Regions from separate parts of the Homo sapiens genome. Here region 2 is linked to region 1. The links are chromatin contacts, found by Hi-C or POLR2A ChIA-PET in ENCODE. All regions are on one chromosome and are shown on one strand. Each heading gives the region's core, a stretch centred on a gene start or an enhancer-like site at or near the end of the contact. The rest is flanking DNA. Distances are from core to core; before and after follow the strand shown. Region 1 overlaps COBL (cordon-bleu WH2 repeat protein). Region 2 overlaps COBL (cordon-bleu WH2 repeat protein).

Region 1 (4,285 bases), core at 36-2,535:
CCATGCCTGGCCGGGGGTTGCTTTTTAATTATATTTTGTTTTGCAATTATGTAAAACATCCAACTGTTACGTAGAGGTGTCCTCACTCTCTGTGCCCTGTGTGGCTGCATCCTGGCTTATTCAGCCAGGCCCCTAAAGGAAGAACGTTTGAGCCCCTTCTGCCCTGCCATTGTGAGGAACAGATCCCCAACACATGGGCTTTTGCACCCATCCTTCCTTGCCTGCAGTTTTGATCCAGCAGTTCTGAGGCTTGGGGGCTGCGATTGGAACTCAGAAGGCATCTCATGGGGACCAAGCTCAGATAGACCTGGGCCGGCGTCCTGGCTCTCTTCCTCACTAGTTTTGTTGTCTTTTGACAGCTACATAATCTAGGTTTCAGTTTCATCTTCTATAAAAGTGGAATAACAGCACCTCCCTTGTGAGCTGTCATGAAAACTAGTTGGGACACTAAGAACCTACCACAGTGCCAAACTCATGGTTAGCATTCCATCAACTTTAGTTATCTCCTGTCCTCATTTGAAATGGGGATCATAGTCCTTATGTCAACTGTTTTTGTATAGGAATCATATCAAAATATTTAGTAGTTGCCAAGAAAGTGTTCAGTGACATAAAAATTGTGTCATTATCAGCAGCACAATCCAATAAAACCAGTCTGGCTGGTTCTGTCTCCCAGGCCTTGCTGGGCAGCCCTTGAACTTAACAATCAGACCTGCTGGTGCTGACACCAGTGAGCTGGACAGCCACGCCTGGGAACTCTTCATCCTCCCAGGTACTAAAGCTTCAACTAAAAGCACTCAGGTGTGGGCTCCATAATTCCCCACCAAAGTGGGGACCTCCACCCACTGTGTGAAAAAAAAAAAGAACTTTTTTTTCTGTTTTATTGTCTTGGTTCATAGCTCAGGCCCTTGCCAGCACTTTGCAGGGCTTCTGAAATGCTCTTCTGATTTCCTTCCTCCAGCCTCCTACTTTCCTTATCCACCCCCCATATTGCTGCCAAAAGCAGTTTGTGAAACATATCCCACTGACCATTTATCTTCCTGCTTAAAACAATCCATTTGCTCCCTCCTTCTCACACGTGGGAGTGCATGAGTGTGAGACCTCGTGGGCCCTCCCCAGGCCTCCTGGCCTGTGTGCTCTTGCTCATAGGAGCCTAGGGCTGGAGGGTGTCTCTTGCACCTTTCCCCAGTGCAGTGTAGATGACAGGTGCTGTTCACAGGTAGGACCTGCTCCCAGGGCCACCCTCGGCTTGCGGGTGGCTTCCGGTGAGCTGGGGGGAACTCCCCAACTCCACACACCACCACTTTGTATTAATGAGAATGTGGCTGGCGACACCTCCATGTCTCTTAACACTGCGTCAGGGCCCCACTGATGTCAGTTCCACCTGCCCTGGTGTGGAGACGAGGCTCGTCCGTGCCTCACCTTGCCCAGCTTACCTGCTGGACACTGACTTCTTTTTCCAGATGCAGCCCAGGGCTGCTGCCGGTTCCAGTTCCCAGGCTCCTGGCAAGTTGGGTCTCAATGCCTCTGGGCCCTGCCCTGCCTCCTACCAGGGGTTGCTGGTAGGGCGTGGGCAGTGAGGGAAGGACAGCTTCTTCATTATTGCCCTCTTCATCCTTGTATCCCAGCACTCACTCCACAGCCACTGAGACTGCCCTGGGACCAACCGGCCCCTGGTTCATGCTTTAATACTGGCATGTCTTCACACACATCTGTCATGTAAATCACTTTGATTGTTTGCCCCAGACGTCCATGTGATGGTGACTGCATGGCGAATGTTGCCGCCAGCACCCTGTTGGTTCACAGGCATGGCGACTTGGCGCTGCCTGTCGTGACTTCCCAGTGCATCCTTCCTGTGCGCTCTTACTAGGCTGTCCTAACCGGGCCATTTTCCCTGAGGGTCTCAGACCCAGTCCTGAGTCGCAGGAGTCCTTTCCCATGGCCACCTCGCTGTGGAACTGTTTGTATGGTCCTACTGACTTCCTCTCTTCAGCTTCTGACTCTGACACGGTTTCGTCCGGAAACTTCCTTTTCTGACCTTCCTGGCCAGGGTCTCCCTCCTCACTTTCCTGTCACCTCCTGGGGCTCCTTTGAAGAGTCTGCCCCTCCTCTGTCCCTGCCTGAGACATTGGGGTTCCCAGGTGTGCCCCTGTCTTGCACCTGCACTTCTTCTTCTGCCTTGTGTTCTCGAGGATGTGGCCTCCTGGGGCTGGGCCACTGTCAGACTCCACTTTGGCTCTGTGCCCTGAGCCAGCCAGGGCTGCTGTGCGGTGAGTGCGGTGAGCCTGGCAGGAGCGCTGCCACTGGCCACATTCTTCCTGCACCATCAGCACGGGCCCACCCCTCTCCAGCTCCATCCCAACCCCTCTCCTGGCAGCTTTGGACTTGCCTGCCCAGAGGGTGCCTCACAGAATCTGGAGCTTAGCGTTCCTCAGGCTGCCTTCTTTTTTGTTTTGAGATGGAGTTTCACTCTTGTTGCCCAGGTTGGAGTGCAATGGCGTGATCTTGGCTCACTGCAACCTCCGCCTCCTGGGTTCAAGTGATTCTCCTGCTTCAGCCTCCCTAGTAAGGCAGATGCCACAATTCCCAGCTAATTTTTGTAGAGAGGGGGTTTCACGATGTTGGTCAAGGCTGGTTTCAAACTCCTGACCTCAGGTGATCCGCCTACTTCGGCCTCTCAAAGTGCTGGGACTACAGGCGTGAGCCACCGCGCCTGGCCCCTCGGGCTGCCTTCTTTCAACACCTCCAGGGCCTGTACAACTGGGCTTGGTGCACAGGCCAGCCATCCTCCCTGTCAGGCATCACCTCAGATTCCTCCATTCCCTGGTGCGTCAGCTCTCCACCAAACATGTCATCACACTGCTGTGTTCTTAGCTCAGACGAAATCACCATTGGTGTTTTGTGTTTCGCAGTAGCTTTTGACTCTAGTCTCACCTTCATTCATTCATTGCACAGATATTTACTGTGAGCCTGCTACTCACCAGCATTTTATGCCCTGGGAACACAGCCATGAATATGACAGGTGAGGTCTCCCTGCAACTCTGACACATTATGTTCTAGTGGGGGAGATAGAGAGTAAATAAATAAAGTATAATTTCTGGAAGTGATACTGAGTTGGAAGAGAGTTGCAAGGGCTGCAGTTTTTTTATAGGCGTGTGCCACCACGCCCAGCCAAAGGCTGCCGTTTTGGATGGGCTGTCAGGAGAGCTTCTTTGAGGAGGTTTTGCTGTACATGTACGCCTCTCAGTGAAGAGAGGAGTAAGCCATCTACTGTGTACGGCAGCATGTGCACATCTCCTGCGGTGGGGCTGAGCTTGGCGTGTGTGAGCAGCAGGAAGGCAGGCAGTGTGGCAGGAGTAGTGGGGCTCTGGGGAGAATGGCTGGAGGTGAAGCAGGAGAGATGGGCAATGGAGAAGGGGTATGGAGGTTTATAAAGTTCATGAGATGCCCTCAGAAGGTTTTGGGGAAAGGCAGGATGTGATCTGAGCCTACCCTCCCTATCCCTCCAGAGAAGTCATGGCTAAATGCAAGTGCCCTGTTATTGACCTGCCTGGAGTCCTCTGAGGGTTTCTGCCACCTCTGGGATAAGATCCAGGCTCTGCCGCCTGGTCCCTGCATCCTTTCCATGGCTGCCCTGCTGCACACTGTCAGTCCCCAGCTGCAGCTTACCTGCGATCCCAGTTCTTCACACATCCCACAACCTTTCCCATCTTCTCCTGTAGCGACCCTTCCTTATGCTAGACATGTCCTTATCCCATTCTGCAACACATAGCTCAACCAGTGCCTTGGAATTGTCCCCTCAGGCCACTACCCTCTTTCCTAGAAAGAGCATCTGCTCCACGAGCATTGTATATGAGCCTTTCTCATGGCACAAGCCTTGGTGTCTTGAGTGTTTGTTTATCTGTGTTTCCTACCAGTGATGGACTTGCATCAGGGAGGGATCCTGTTATCCTCATTTGTGGATGTTTAGAATCTATCCCAGATACTGACCCATGGAAGATAAATAGTAAATGTCTTTTGAGTGAATGAAAGAATGAATACAAATCATGTGATCTTTCTCCCTTTTTATTTTCAATGCAAACTTTACATATTATCCTGTTCTATAAATGAGATAGACAAAAGCCACTTCATAATTTATTTTAGGTCTTTAAAAATAGTATATGGTCTTGATAGAGTGAGTGCCATCTTCCCCATGTGGTAGAGTTACGCATGATCAGTAGCTACAACTCTAGAAAGATAATGGAGCAAGAGCAAAGAAAAATCCCTTTGGTTCCAGAAAATCTCCTGA
Region 2 (4,348 bases), core at 1,306-3,805, 37 kb after region 1:
TCAAATGTTCCTCTTTGAATATTTACTTGATGTGTTGTGAGATATCAGTGTTCCCATATCTACAGGCCCTGGAGTTTAGTTTGGTGAGTGTTATGGATATGTTTTGTTATTATGTCTTAGAGAATCCTATCTAGAAAGCTAATCTTTTTATGTTGAGTTACTGAAAGCTTCCCCCACCCCCAGGTCAAAACTGTGAAATTCTATTGTGTAGGATTTCTTAGGCAGTTATGAATGCATTTGCTGCATAAATGAGCTTTTATTAGGCATTTTGAGGAGCCAGCTTCTACTCTACCCTCGCAGAGACAAGAGGCCTGCTTCTTTTTTTTTTAATCCAAAAGAGTAAGCGTGCTAATAATAATAGTAAAAAAATTTGTAATTACCACCAGTCATTGAGTGCTACCTGTGTCTCGGTGCCATACCAGAAACTTTACAGGGGTCATCTCATTTAATCCTCCCATTTACTCAGCTGATAAAAGCTGAAATCTCTCTCTGTTCAGCTCTTGGGGAAACTGAGGCCTACAGATTACAGGAGCTTATCTGGGGGAGATGCACAGCGTGGCCACGTCGTGGCTGGATTTGACCTGATGTTTTTCCAGCTCTAGAGCATGTAACCAGGATGTGGTGGATGGTGTACAGCTGTGGAGTGTCCTGGGGCAGACTTTCAACAGACAGTGCCTTTGTGTGCCCTGAAATGTGGCGTTTTGATGGGTAAAGTCGTTTCTCCCTGGCTTATTGCTCCAGTGTGATATTTATTGTTTTTATGCCACAATTCTGTGGGCTGCAGTGTGATTGTTTCATAGACACATATTTCAGCCCTTACTTATCTGGATCTTCTGTTGACTGTTTTTCTGGCTTTCCGTTTTGTTTGCAGGGGCCAAGACAGTGGGGAAAGCTTTGATGGGATTTTCCTCTGATAGCTCTTCTCCTCTATTAGAAGGAATTCTTGTCTTCACAGGAACATTGCCCTGAGCTTGGGAGGTGCTGAGCTCCAAGAAAAGGTATTACATGGATTCTTAATCTGGAGTCCCTGGTCATCAGGGTGGTTTGCAGAAATAATGTACAAGGAAGAGGCTTAGGAGTCTGAGACTCAGGGGCATGTGGCAGTTTAAAAAGAGCAGGGTCTCTGCACAAGTCTAAGGAAGTCATCAGAGCTGGGATCTTTTCTAGCTCCTGCTGGGCACACCCATAGCAGGTGCTCCTGGCTGGTGGCAAGCAGGCTGGAGTGCATCTTGCCTGGAAGAAGGTCCATGGCCTTCATCAGATACTCAAAGAAGTACCTGACCCTAAAGGTGTATTCAGGGATGCTTGAGACTAATCTGGGGTCTGTTCCAGCTCTGCCACCTACCTCATGTCATGCCGGGGCACGTCCTTCCATCTCCCTGTGACTCCAGTCTTCCTCTGTCTCCTGAGGCAGTTGAACACAGTCCCCATGCGTCCATCTGAGCCTCGTGGAACCTTGAGCACTGAAGGAAGTTCTTGGAGGCCCAACTCAGTTTGCAAATAAGGCTTGTCCAGACCCCACATCAGAGTAAAGGGGGCGTCTCTACAACTGTGTGCTGGAAACCTTCACTGAAGAGTATTCTCTAACCTCACCGCTCATCAGCCGGCACTGCAGGGCACCAGCGTTCTAGTATGTGTCAAGGAGTCCAAACATCCTAGCATCAGTCTGCCAGGAACCCCGGTGCTTGTTTTCAAGAAGTAATTAAGGCTGGAGGCGGTGCAAAGTGTGTAGGTGGTGTCCTAGGCTCAGAAAGACCTGGGCTAGAATTCCAGTCTTTTCCAGCTGTGTGATTGTGAGAAGGTTACTTAACTGGTTGGATACTCAGCCACCCTGTCTGTAAAATGGGGAGAATACACTTGCATATGAAGTTGCCAGGGGTATTGAACATACACAGTGTGGCATGGTGGCTGGATCATGGCATGTTTAGAAAATGAGGGCTTAAATCAGATTAGTGTTGGACTCAGGGATGTGGGAGCTGGTACAGGATGCGAGGATTCCTCATTCCCCTCTTTGGTAACCAGTTCTGCAGGCTGCGGTAGCACTCAGCTGTCTTCTGGGCATTTGTTTCTGGACATCTTTCTGACTTTTTATTATTGCTGAGAAAACTGGGCACTGACTTGGCAGCTGAATCCCAACTCACTCCCTCACTCACTCACTTACTCACTCACTTAGTCACTCACTTACTCACTCACTCACTCACTCACTCAACGCAGTGGTGACCGAATTCCTTCCCTGGGCCCAGCACTTCACTTACCAGTGATGAACAAGAAAGTCATGGTTCCTCTTCCCTTGGTAGAGGGAAGTCTACAACTGTGGCTGCAAATAAATAGCCAGACACAAACCAGACGCAGCTTATGTACCGCTTGTAAACAGGATGAAGCAAACATCCTATTGCTGAAGAATCTCATGGAGAGAGAATGGCAACTCCCTTCTGCCTGCAGCATAAACAGACTCTCTTAGCCAGGAGAGCCGGGTGTGCCTGGTTTCTCTCTGAAATTCCCTTTAAGCACATGCGGTTTGCCAGCAGCCAGCCAGAGTAGCCAACATGGTAAACAGGCACCCATGGTGTAGAGGTGCCATTCAGGTCAGCTGGCCTCAGCATCACTGTGGATTTCCCAGTCCACTTTTCTTGGACAGTAAGAAATTGTTATACCTTCAGGTCCACAGATGACATTTCCAACTGGAAAGATGGAAGATGTAAAGCATAGTGCTTTTGAACTCAGGGTCTGGGAAAGTACAGAGACGCATGAATTTTCCCTTTTCAGCATGCAGTCCCTGTCTACCTCAGCCTGACCAGCCTGGCTGGGCAGTGGCTGTCACCTATAGAGTTAGGTTTTAATTCAGCTACCTGGGCCTCACACCTGCGATTTGCATTCACTGCACCATGTCACCTAAGACCCTCTGACTTTCAGTGAGTGGATTTCAAGCCTTCTGCTGAATGTTGAAGAGCTCTCAGAATAAAAACCCAGCTGGGAGCTTCCAGCTGATGTGGGAATTAACAAGCGTCATCCTGAAACTTAGTAAATGTGTGATGGTTTTAAGCTAAAATCATTTAGAGCTATGGTTGATGACCTTGGAAATGGCAGAAATGTTTTCATATATATACTTTTTCATTTTATAAACAGTTCCTGCCAGGGCACACCCAGGTTTTTCAACCTGAATAGATCAAAGGAAGCTTGAGTTGTGTGTGCTGTGATTCATTCCCTGCTGAGTCCCAAGGACCTGCCCTGCCTCCTACTGGAGGGGGTGAGAGGAAGGAAAGCTGGATTACCCAGCCTGTGTGCACTGCCAGCCGGGAGCACCTGCGATGGGTGTGCCCAGCAGGAGCCGGGCAAGGTCCCAGGTCTGATGGCCTCTTTAGACTTGTGCAGAAGGCCTACTCTTTTTAAACTGCCACATGCATCTGAGTCTCAGACTCAACCACATGACATCTGCACAGATGTTTGAGAAAGGCATCCCCTGCTTGGTAAGCTAATGACTTTTCACAACCGAGTACAGATGTGGAGTCCCCACGTAAATAGCAGCCATTCTTTCCCAGGCTGAGCCACTCACAGGCAGAGGAAGCCAGGCGTTTTCTGTTTTGTGCTGTGACTGTGTTAGCTGCAGGATGGTGCCTGCGTTTAACAGAAGCCACACTGAAAGCACGAAACAGACAATGGGGAACAAGCCTGGTCTAAACCTGTGCAGGCCATCCACGTGCACAGGCCATCCACACACACAGTCCACCCACACACACAGTCCACCCACACTCACAGCCTGCCCACATGCACGGGCCGCCCCCGCATGCACGGGCCGCCCACACGCACAGGTCACCCACATGCAGGCGGATCACCTGAGGTCAGGAGTAGCCTGACCAACATGGTGTAACCCCATCTCTACTAAAAATACCAAATTAGCCGGGTATGGTGGCAAATTTGGTAGCCGGGTATGCCTGTAATCCCAGCTACTTGGGAGGCTGAGGCAGGAGAATCACTTGAACCTGGGAGGCAGAGGTTACAGTGAGCCAAGATTGCGCCATTGCCGTCCATCTCAAAAAAAGAAAAAATAATAATAAAATAAAAAACCCAGACACCGTGGTGTGCTGTCTGTCAGTTGTCCCTAGCCCGGGCATGCTGTTTTAGCGTCTTCTCCTGTGATGTGCAGTACAGCATTTTTTTTTTTCCTTTTTCTCTTTGGGGACTTCTCCTCCTGCCCCAGGCTTTGTCTCTTTTTCTCATATATGAAATTTCTGCTCATCTTTAAGACTGTTCAAGGCCACCTCGGCTAGGGTGTTAGGGTGGATACTCCACTAATGAGGTCCACACAGGTTTTTTCTCCCTCAGAAAGCTTGGCTCGTTTGGAACATTT

What was found. A loop is a pair of places that touch in the nucleus more often than their neighbours do. ChIA-PET counts read pairs that join two places held with the same protein, here RNA polymerase II (POLR2A). Pooled maps may share reads with other maps.
Region 2: a map of PC-9 shows a loop between it and region 1 (2.2-fold over the local background). The contact joins two enhancer-like sites. A Hi-C loop is called at or near these places in 4 of 168 maps with a recorded cell type or tissue (Caco-2, PC-9, gastrocnemius medialis and 1 more) and 2 of 50 pooled maps. POLR2A ChIA-PET finds 5 or more read pairs at or near these places in 7 of 52 experiments (AG04449, GM10248, H1 and 4 more).

Annotation. Positions count from the first base shown.
Region 1 is chr7:51,260,116-51,264,400 of GRCh38, reverse strand. The region is part of intron 1 of COBL (cordon-bleu WH2 repeat protein); the gene reads left to right. It also overlaps the pseudogene RPL7L1P2. Among named protein-coding and RNA genes, the nearest start is that of COBL, 55 kb to the left of the region's middle. RefSeq lists an enhancer at 824-1,639. Within about 2 kb of position 1,285, at least 10 of the 41 ENCODE cell types and tissues checked have a DNase peak (open chromatin) inside an H3K27ac peak, as active enhancers do.
Region 2 is chr7:51,224,383-51,228,730 of GRCh38, reverse strand. All of the region lies in intron 1 of COBL (cordon-bleu WH2 repeat protein), which reads left to right. Among named protein-coding and RNA genes, the nearest start is that of COBL, 90 kb to the left of the region's middle. RefSeq lists enhancers at 1,479-2,678, 2,843-3,551, 3,552-4,260. Within about 2 kb of position 2,555, at least 3 of the 41 ENCODE cell types and tissues checked have a DNase peak (open chromatin) inside an H3K27ac peak, as active enhancers do.